Regions from separate parts of the Homo sapiens genome. Here region 2 is linked to region 1. A link is a loop called in an ENCODE intact Hi-C map of the cell type or tissue named here. Cell type or tissue: chondrocyte. All regions are shown on one strand.

Evidence for each region. Peaks named below come from ENCODE experiments on the same cell type or tissue, not always from the same donor. Only the 100,000 strongest peaks of a DNase experiment are listed, where the experiment ranks them.
Region 2: it touches region 1 in a loop (2.7-fold over the local background); 33 of 110 quality-filtered maps call a loop at or near these places.

The regions. Positions count from the first base shown.
Region 1 is chr2:74,713,251-74,718,250 of GRCh38, forward strand. It overlaps LOC102724497 (a long non-coding RNA gene), which reads left to right and starts at 2,049. Exons shown (of 3, transcript XR_427047.5): 1 at 2,049-2,125. RefSeq lists a silencer at 2,176-2,435. In chondrocyte, CTCF peaks have their summits at 1,938 (motif pointing right) and 2,176; a DNase peak (open chromatin) is centred at 2,356.
Region 2 is chr2:74,843,196-74,848,195 of GRCh38, forward strand. The region is part of intron 1 of HK2 (hexokinase 2); the gene reads left to right. Among named protein-coding and RNA genes, the nearest start is that of HK2, 12 kb to the left of the region's middle. RefSeq lists a silencer at 2,107-2,401. In chondrocyte, no CTCF peak of the experiment used is centred here; a DNase peak (open chromatin) is centred at 2,421.

The DNA of each region.
Region 1 (5,000 bases):
AAATTTATCCCTAATCTTTTGATTTACAGATTGGTGTGGATCTGTTATTAAGTGTTTTCTTTTTTTTTTTTTAAGTTATCTTGTTTCCTGACTCCTGAATTGAAGAGTGTTTCTTCTATGAATTTCTTTTCTTACAGAAATAAAATTGAAAGAACTTTTAGAGAACTGACATGTTAGACACAGTCTTGAGCTTCATAGAGATCACAGTCTGTCAGGGGAGAAAGAGGACGAAAATAAGCAATTTCAGTACAGGGGAGGAACATTTCAAAAGGGGAATGTGGGGTGCTAGGAAGGAGGGAGATGCATGAACTTAACACACCTGTCACTTCTGAGCAACTGGTACTTCCAGCAGCCCCTCCTGCTGCCCCCTCCATGCTTCCCTCTGAAAGCAACACCTAATAAGCCATTAATAAGTCAGAAGAAAAGGTTTGCCATGAAGAAAAGGCTCTAAGTATATTTCTTTTAGTTTCTTGAAATTTTCAAGTCTGATTTTAGGAAGTTGCCATAACTTGAAAAATTTCAAACACTGCATGAGCATCTAGCAAAAGCTTGTAAAATAAAATGAGTGCTCATCACATTTAGAGGAATTATAAAGGCAGCTGTGATACAGGAAAAAGAGCCCTAGTCTTGGAGAGTGGAGCTGTGTATGTGCCCTGGTTTCAGGTGCTGTATGATGATATCAGGCATGGCACTAAACTACGATGAGCCTCAGCTTCTTCATCTGTAAACTGGGGATGAGGACACCTACCTCCCAGGATGGTAGAAGGACTACATATGATTGTACTAGATACAAAAGTAAAACAGTGAACAAACAGATGAAGATTGTTTATCTGGGAGTTTAAAACCCAGAATCTTCCAAACAACAGAATGCTGAAAATAGTAAAGACTAGCTAAGGTTTAAAAGACTAGCATTTATTGAATCCTTACTGTGTCTAAGCATGGAAGACATTTTATCTCATTTAATTCTCATAACCTGTGAGATAGATACTCTCATCATCTGCATATTACAGGTGAGAAAACTGAGGCTCAGAAAAGTGAAGTAATTTGTCCCATATTCCCAAACTAGCTAGTGTCAAAGCCTGACTTTTTGACACTGGATGTTTTGAGCTCAGAGCACTTTTTTTTTTTTCTTGGACATTTTGAGCTTAGAGCACATCCTCTTTTATGTTATATTCCTGTGCTTGTGTGTATTATCTCATTTAAAACGCACAATCCTATGTGGCCTGTATATTATTCCCATTCAGTATGTGAGGAAACTAAGTCACAGAGAGAATAAATAACTTTCTCAAGGTCACCAAGTAAGTAAACTGGAGTCAGGTTCAAACTCAGGCAGCCTGACTCCAGGGCGCTTCAACCACAATGCTAATGGAATTATTCTAAAATGATTTTAAAAACAATCATTCATTTTCAAAATCATGGTATCGGAATGCGTGAAAAAAGACTTGCTATGGCACAGAGAACATTGTAATGGGGTAACCCGCCAGGCTAGGAATGACCCAGGTATGACCACTGGTCATGGCACAAGGCCCTTTCTGAGCAATATAGGCAGGGCAGAGCCTGCCATGATGGAAATCACAGTAACATCATGGAGGTGGCGCTGGTAAAAAAAAAACCAGCTCTGCCCGATGTGCATCGATTACAAGACCTGGTGGCGAACATATGTTTTACAGCCCTAAATTGCATTCGTGCAAATATTTATCATCCATCCCCTGCCAAATCCGCATAATGGAAAAACAAACCAAAGGAAAACCTCCAGAGGATGTGAAGGCTATATCAAGTCTCTTGCCAATTGTTGTGCTCTTTGGGCGTAATATATCTAAATCTTAGTAATTCCAGGATTTCCAGTAATCTGGAATATCCGCTACCCTGTCCTGAAAGCCCTCCTCCAGCAGTGGGCCGCCCAACTTGAGTTCGCTCAATTTCCTCTTTCACCTGCAGGTGGCAGCACGAGTGCCGATCGCTGTCAGGCGAGGGCGCTCAGGGGTGGGAGCCGAAGAGAGTAATTTAGGGATAGAGGTGAGAACGGAGTTAGACACAAAAGTAAGATCACATGAACTCCGACTTCGGATGGAACACATCATCCATTTAAACCCTCGAGCCGAGCTCAACTGGAAACTCCACCTAAGTAAGCGTCGTGGGCCCTGGAGCCCCGCGGCTCAGGGCAGGCCGGGGCGGGGCGGACGCAGCGCGGTTTGCCCGCCTGTGCGGAAGCCTCCGCAGTCCGCGGCTGGCAGGGCCTGGGGCGGTCTTTCGCGTGGGTGTCCGTCCCTCCGCAGCCGTACTGCCGGCGCCAGGGCCGGCTCTGCACATTTCGTAAGGCCTTACATGGCTGCACCCCCCCCGCCACCGAGGACCTGAGCCCGCCGGCCGCCCTCCCGCGCTCTCCCGCCTGGGGACTGCGAGCTCCGCGCTGCACCTCCAAGCGGGGGACGCCTGCGGACTCCACCAAGCTGCCTTCCCCCGTACTGCTGTCCCCTGTGGGAGCAGAGGAATCCGACCCAGGTCTGCAGGCGAGGGACAGGAGGCTTCTTTAGACCTGACAGGGTGCGGGTTATTTTGTCCCTCACCTTTCCTGCTCAGGGACCTGTCCTCCTCCGTCTCGTTCCATGCCTTCTCTCCTCCTCTTAAAGGATGCTAATCACATTCAAGCCAAAAGATTAGAGACTTTTCTGTGTCCTTCGTCAGGAATGCTTGGATTTGTTAGGAAGGGAACTGGATACAACTTCATGAGATATAAGGGTGTAATTTCAGACATGTGCGTTTCTTTCTAGGATTATTTAAATTACACCTCAACTCACAATCGGCTCATGCCTTACAACCATCTGTGGCTAAGAGGCAAGTCGGACTTCCTGGTAAACCCTCTTCTCTTAGGTGAAGCATGGAGCTGTGACCTTATTAACCTGAACAGCAATTGGGAGCCTCAAAATAGAAAAAGCAAAAACTCAGGAAAGTTTATTTATTTATTGTTAAGACAGAGTCTCACTCCATCACCCAGTCTGGAGTGCAGTGGCGTAATCTCGGCTCACTGCAACCTCCGCTTCCCGGGTTCAAGTGATTCTCATGCCTCAGCCTCCCGAGTAGCTGGGATTACAAGAGCCCACCACCACGCCTGGCTAGTTTTTTTTTTTTTTTTTGGTATTTTTAGTAGAGACAGGGTTTCGCCATGTTAGCCAGGCTGATCTCGAACTCCTGGCCTCAGGTGATCTGCCCGCCTCAGCCTCCCAAAGTGCTGGGATTACAGGCATGAGCCACCATGCCTGGCCAGAAACTTCTTTAATCAACATTGATTTTCCAGGAATAGAAGTTGTATAATAGAGAAAGCAGCACCTGAGTAGGGCCTTAGAGTCTAGAAGGTGCTTTCAGTTACAGGCTTGGGAGACACCCATTACTCATATGGTCTTCGATAGGTAAGTATTAATCCCTGGTGTTTGTAGTCATGATAATTACCACTTGTGAACAATGTAGCTGGTGTCCATTGTCCTCCACCAGTACTGCAAGACAAAGAGTCATTAACTAAGTAGATGACACACTCCTCTTAGTTTACACTCCGTCCCACTTGCCCCCCACCTCCATGAAAGCAGGTATGATTATTCTCCTGTAAAATTATTTTTCCTCCTACTTTCCTGACCTGAATTCAACTGCCTTTCTGTCTGCTCAACCTTCTGGTGAAGATTTCTGCCTCTGCCCCTCCCCATCTCACCTTCTAATTCCTACAGACTCCTCCCTAGATTGACCACCCGGGAATGACTGTCTAGATTATACATTATGAAATTTGATTATAGTTGATTAAACACATTGTTAAATATTGCCCTGACTTGTTTTCATTCTACTTTCTGAAAGTATAATCTGAACTAGCTGTGAGCTTTGAGAGAACAGGAACCATATTGATTAATCCTAGGCTTAATAAGATGTATTAAAAAGAGACAATAAATATTTAACAGTTGAGTATGAAGATGAAACTTTATTGATGAGAAACAGGAAATGTCATCCACTCAATCTTTCCATTAAAGTTTCCTGAGTTTCAACTTTGTGCCAGATCCTGTGCTGGACAGTGTAGAGGAAATTAAACATGAGGAAGACATGGTCCTGCCCTGATTTGTAGGAGATAAAGCATTCACACAGCTCACCAGAAGGCAGTATAAATGCCTCAGAGTGCTGGAAGCAGAGCGCTACCATTCAGAGGAGCAAGAAGAGAGCTCCTGTGGCTGGTGGTCAAAGAAAAGTTCACAGAGAAAGCAGCACCTGAGTAGGGCCTTAGAGTCTAGGAGGTGCTTTCAGAAGGCAAAGATGTTGTGTCAAAGTTAGGCAGAGGGAAGAGTAGGAGCAAAATTAGGAGGGGAAATAAGTCGTAAAATTTATATGGGAAAACCAAGCAATGCAGTTTGACTGCAGTGATGCAATAAAAGTAGTAAGTGATATTTATCAAGAACCTACTGTATGCTGGATATTATTTACTTTATATATATATTTTTCATCTTATCCTCATAATCACACATGAGGTAGATGCTGCTAATACTACCATTTTATGGATGGGGAAGCAGAGGCTCAGATGACTTAAATAATTTACCCAAGGCTATAGCACTACTAGGTTGGGATTCGACTCTGGAGCCATGCTATTCCCCCTCCAAGATATGTGTGGGAAGAAGAGAGAAGTGAGATTAGGGAAATTGTTTGGCAGGTCCTATTAAATTGTACCTTAAATGTCAGAATTCAATTTGGTTAAGTAATAGGGAGCCACTGAAGATTACTGAACAGGTAAGTCACCTAACTAAAGTCAGACTTTAGGAAGATTGATTGGTAAGATGGATTGGAGAGAACAGAGACAGAGGAGGAGGAGAAAAGACCAAGTAGGAGGTGAATGCAAATGGGAGATGAAAATTGTTGACCCTATTCACAGTCTGAATGGAGCAGTGAGAATCCAAAGTAAGAAATTGTCATGGGAGACATGTCAGAAGTAGATTCTTTAGGGCTTGGTGACTTGGTGAAGTGGACGGTGAAGG
Region 2 (5,000 bases), 130 kb after region 1:
GGGTGAGGTTCCCTGGGCATCCTGGGATTTGGCAGTCAGCTCTTTGCCCCTCATATACAGACCCTGGGCTGTTGAGTGTGTTCCTTCCTGCTGAGCCCAGGGTGCCCTGGGTTCTTCACGAAGCCCAGGGGGATTCTGCATGTGCAACCCATACCCTCCATCCCACCTCTTGAACAGCCGTTGCCTTATCCACGTCAGGAGTCAGGAGTCTTGGCCCTGTTCCTGTGAACAGAGAATCTCATTTCCCCTAAAATGCTGCCCTCTTTTAGGGGTGGTCACTCATTTTGTTTGCAGATGGATCTCTAAGCATTTCCCGGACATTCTTTCCTGCCTTGGTTAAATCTTATCTCAGCGTTAACCAGGAGAGTGAGTCAGGCTCTGAGAAACTGGCTCTGGAAGCCCTTGGGGCCCACCCACCTCCTGCCCACTCAGCCTTCCTGCCTTTCCACCATTTCTGCCCTGGATGCTTGGAGGTGGTCCATGTTCTTAAAAGGCCTTTTTCCCAATCCCTTCCTTCTGGCATCTCCATATTGTCTGAAGGAATAAAGCCAGATGAACCATCTGACAGCTTTAATTAGGGTTAAATGAGGGCATTCGAAACTGCCACTTTTCCTTCTTTCCCATTTGAGGGACTTCCTCTTCCTGCTTCCTGTTTCCTCCCAAACTTTTCTGTCTCAGTCCCCTCCATGAAGTCCTGTAGCCTCTTCCCATCAGCTCTGTGTGTAGTAACTCAGGCCACCCTCAAGCTGCCCTCCAGGTAGGTCCTGTTATTATCTATTATTCAAATGAAGAGACCAGGCACAAAATAGGATAGTACCTTGCCCCAGGGCAAGCCAGAATCCAGACCCAGGCAATGTGACTCCAGAGCCAGTGCCCTTAACCCCCAGCACAAAGCTGCTGGGACAACTATGTTTCAGTTTCACTTATGTTTCAGTTTCATGGGGTTATGAGTCAGGTATCAGCTGGGAAGGGACCTTTGGGACCATGTAGTCTAAACAAACCCTTCATTTTACAGTTAAGGAAACCAGATGTTGTGTACTAAGGGACCAGCCCAAGCTCACATAGGATAAGCCCCAGATCTGGAACCCAGTTTCTTGATCCCCATCATGTTTTTTTAAAACACAGTTTGTGCAGCATGAACTCTTATCATTTTAGGTGTCAGTTTCCCAAGATCAAAGGCAGGATTTACTTAGCTGTATCTAGGGGGATGCCCTAATTGTCCAAACTGGGCCGCTTTTGAAAATGGAGGAAAGCACTATCAGTAGTTATGCCATGACCACAGGTGTAAACTGAGATTGTCTTGGGTAAGCAGGGAAGTGTGGGTACCTTGCCTGTGGTGGGTGTGATCTTGGGGTGGATGGGGCAGACTGGGACAGACCCAGAGGTATTTGATCCAGCAAGTGGACCGCTGGCAGCAGACAGGAGTGGGGAGTTCAGATGCCACTGTGGGGCAAGAGGCTCAGAGGCAGATTCTGGTCCCTGGCCTGGGGCTGTCGAGGGGTAGGCAGAGTCTGACTTCTAGGGACCTAGCATCCTAGGCAGGGCAGACAGGTGGACTGGGAGGAAACCATGCTGCTGCGGGGATCCCATGCAGTGTGGGCGCCAGCCTGAAGAGCAAGGCCCGACACAGAGCACCTGGTCAGTCGGGAGTAGCCAGCTCTTCCCCTTCACCAAGTTACTTGTCAACTTTTCTCTTTGGTGTTCCCATAGCCCCTTGTGTATAACTATAACAAAGGTTTCTTGAGCACCTATTATATCCTAGTATTGAGATAGCTGCTGCTATGACTGCAGAGAGGCCATTTATGCTGGGCTATGGAGGGTCAGTGGGAGTTTGTTAGACAAGGGGAGGGGACATTTTGGGCAGTGAGGCCAACACATACACATTTCTAACCATTTCAAGACAAACACTCCTCAGATTCACATTGATGTATGTGATTTAAGTGATTGTAAATCCATATTTTATTAATGTAAAGGAAACTGCCTACTGTTCTGCCCTTCCTGTCAGTTTGTAATTACTTGTTAATGTATCTGTCTTCTGCCAATAGACTCAGCCCCTTCCTGGCAGAGGCTGGTGTCTCCTTTATCCCAGTATCCTCAGTGCCCAGCCCTGGCACACTCAACTTGGCACTCAGTCAATATCTGTTGGCAGGTGAACTGTGCCAGGGTCACATGCATCTGGGACATAATCCCCCTTTGCTCTGCTGCTCCGCAGTCAGAACAGAATGTCTGAGGACAGGAGGACCCTGGGCCGGGTGTCCCAAATGCCCATCTCCTGGACCCTGGACAGGTGCTGCTGCCTAAGGTCTGTCTGGCTGTAACTTGATGCAGCTGAGACTGAGAACTGGAAGAACAGGAAGCCCTGTGACTCACAACCGCTGCAACAGGATCCTGGAGGAGTGGCCCGTATGCCTCCCTGGTCAGCTCTGCGCTTACCCGCTGCCTCGGGTTTGTGAGTCTGCAGTGTGTCAGAGCTGGCATTGGCCTGAGGTGGCATGGCTGCCCTGGCGAGGACAAGTTCCTTGTCCCATCTGAAGAAGTGGCATAGGAGATCTGAGTTTCGGTTCATGGGCTTTCAGAGGACAGGAGACTTACAGAATCCATGTTCTGCTGTGTGTCTTCCCCCCGGCTCATCTTTTTTTCTTTTATCAGAAACATCTGGCCCTGCCCTGGCAACTTTGTAGAATAAACTTGCTGCTCTTTGTACAGCCTCAGCCTTCCCAGGAGGAGTCTGTGAGGGCATTATTATTAATGAGGTCACTGACAGCAGTTGCTTGGCTTTCCCAGGGTGGGCACACCTGTGCCCTAGGTTAGGGCACTCGGCTGGTCACTGGATGCTATGGGTCTTCAGGGACTAGGCCTGTGATTTGGGGAGGCTTCTCCAAGTCTTGGTTTCCTTGTCAGAGAGTTGTGGTAAAACACTGGCAAAGGAATAATGCAAAAATATGAAATTCTTTTGAAATTAAGTTGCAAGCATGTGTCAGCACAGAGTCACTGGAAGTCTTTGTGTGGCCAGATTTAAATGATGGATCTCTCTTTGTTTGGCCTCTTTTGACCTCTTTAATCTTCTTTGGCTCTTTGACTGTGTATAGTGGGTAAACTTGGGCCAAGTCAGTGCAACCTGCCTTTTTTTTCCAGCGTCTTTTGAATTGAAGTATAATGCACATGGGAAACTGAAAGCAGCAGGTAACCACCATCCAGATCCAGTAACAGATCATTACCTGAACCAGCCCCGTGTTCTCCTACCCACCACCACCATCAAGTGTAATCACTGTCCTGACTAACAGCATAGGTCTGTTTTTGTACTTAATATAAATAGACTCATACAGGATATAAAAGATGCCATTTGTGTCTGGCATTTTTCAGCCAGTGTTTTACTGTATTTTGAGATTCATCTATGTGGTTGCATGTAGTGGTAGGTGGTGCATTCTTGTTGCTGTATACTATCTCTTGCACCACTCTGGCTTGTTTTTGTTTTTAAGAGACAGGGTCTTGCACTGTTGCCCAGGCTGAGTGCAGCAGCGTGATCATGGCTCACTACAGCCTTGACCTCCTGGCTTCAAATGATCCTCCTCAGCCAAAGTATTAGGATTACTGGTGTGAGCCACTGTGCCCATCCCACCACCCTGTTTTGACTGTGGTTGATTTAAAGCAGACGAAAGTAGTCATAATAAGGCCCCTGACTTCCAGAAGGTATGGTCCTTTCTAAGTTTCTGTCAAAGGGGCCAAATAGGAGTGTTGACCTAATATATAGATGACCCGATTGTATCTTCAGGACAAGAACATGCATGTTAAGAAAGGTGAAGTTCAATCAGTTGGTCTTCTAGGGTCTAGAAACTAAAAGGTAGGATTTTTAGCTGTGGTCATCTAGGGCACCTGGAGAGACGGTTCTAGATAATCAATTAGAAATATCCCAAGACTGGGGAGACAAAGTTCAGCTGTGCCACAGGCATCCTGCATCCTTTGCTTTGATGCTTCTATGCTTGTGGAGTAACTTTCTTATCCTATGTGATCACTTGAATTCAGCCCTCTACCAGGAGGGTGTGCCCTGCAGACACAAGTGATGAACATTTGCTTATTCATGTATTATGTATTTTCTGCTTGCTTACTAAAAGGATTTAGTGATTTGGTTCAGCTTTCAGTAAAAAGATTTCTAGAACGAGAGTCATCAAACTGGCGAGATGATTACTGAAAAACTTGACAGGCCAGGTGTGGTGGCTCATGCTTGTAATCCCAGCACTTTGGGAGGCCAAGATGGAAGGATTGCTTAAGGCCAGGAGTTTGAGACCAGTCTGGACAACGCAGTGAGACTCTGTCTCTACAGAAAAAATAAAATTAAAAAAATCAGCTGGGTACGAGGGTGCATACCTATAGTCTTAGCTACTTGGGAGGCTGCAGTGGAAGGATCATGAGCCCAGGAGTTTAAGGCTGCAGCCTAGGAGTTTGAGGCTGCAGTGAACCATGATTGCGTCATTGCACTCCAGCCTGGGCAGCCGAGCAAGACTCTGTCTCTAAAGTTAAACAAACTTGACGAAGCTCCAAGCTTCCTGACAGTCAAGGCAAAAAGGATAGTTAGTTCTCTTTGAGTCAGTCGTTTTCATCCCATCGGCCTATAACAGGTAGCACAGTGTGTCTGGGCAGCCAGACTTTCTCCTGACACTAACCCTTACTGGGGACTGAATGGCTAGGGAAGCATTAGTGAAAGACACAGCAGCTTTACCTGGTGCAGTGGTCTTTATAGTCTTTCCTGTGAGCCCTTGATTAAAAGTGATAGAACTAAACCTATGAAGCATTTCATGGGGAGCTAATGTAATGTTGTGAAGGTGAGGAGCTTTCTGTTCCTGGAATTGGTAATTTCCCAGGGTCTTAGGGGCTTGCCCATGCCTCCTGAGCCTTTTCACACTGCTGTCTCTAGGTAAGCATTTATCTGCTAAGGTGGCTGAGCTCCAAAAGTATCCCCTTTGATTGCCAGTCTCTCAGGCCACTTAAATCTGTGACACTTC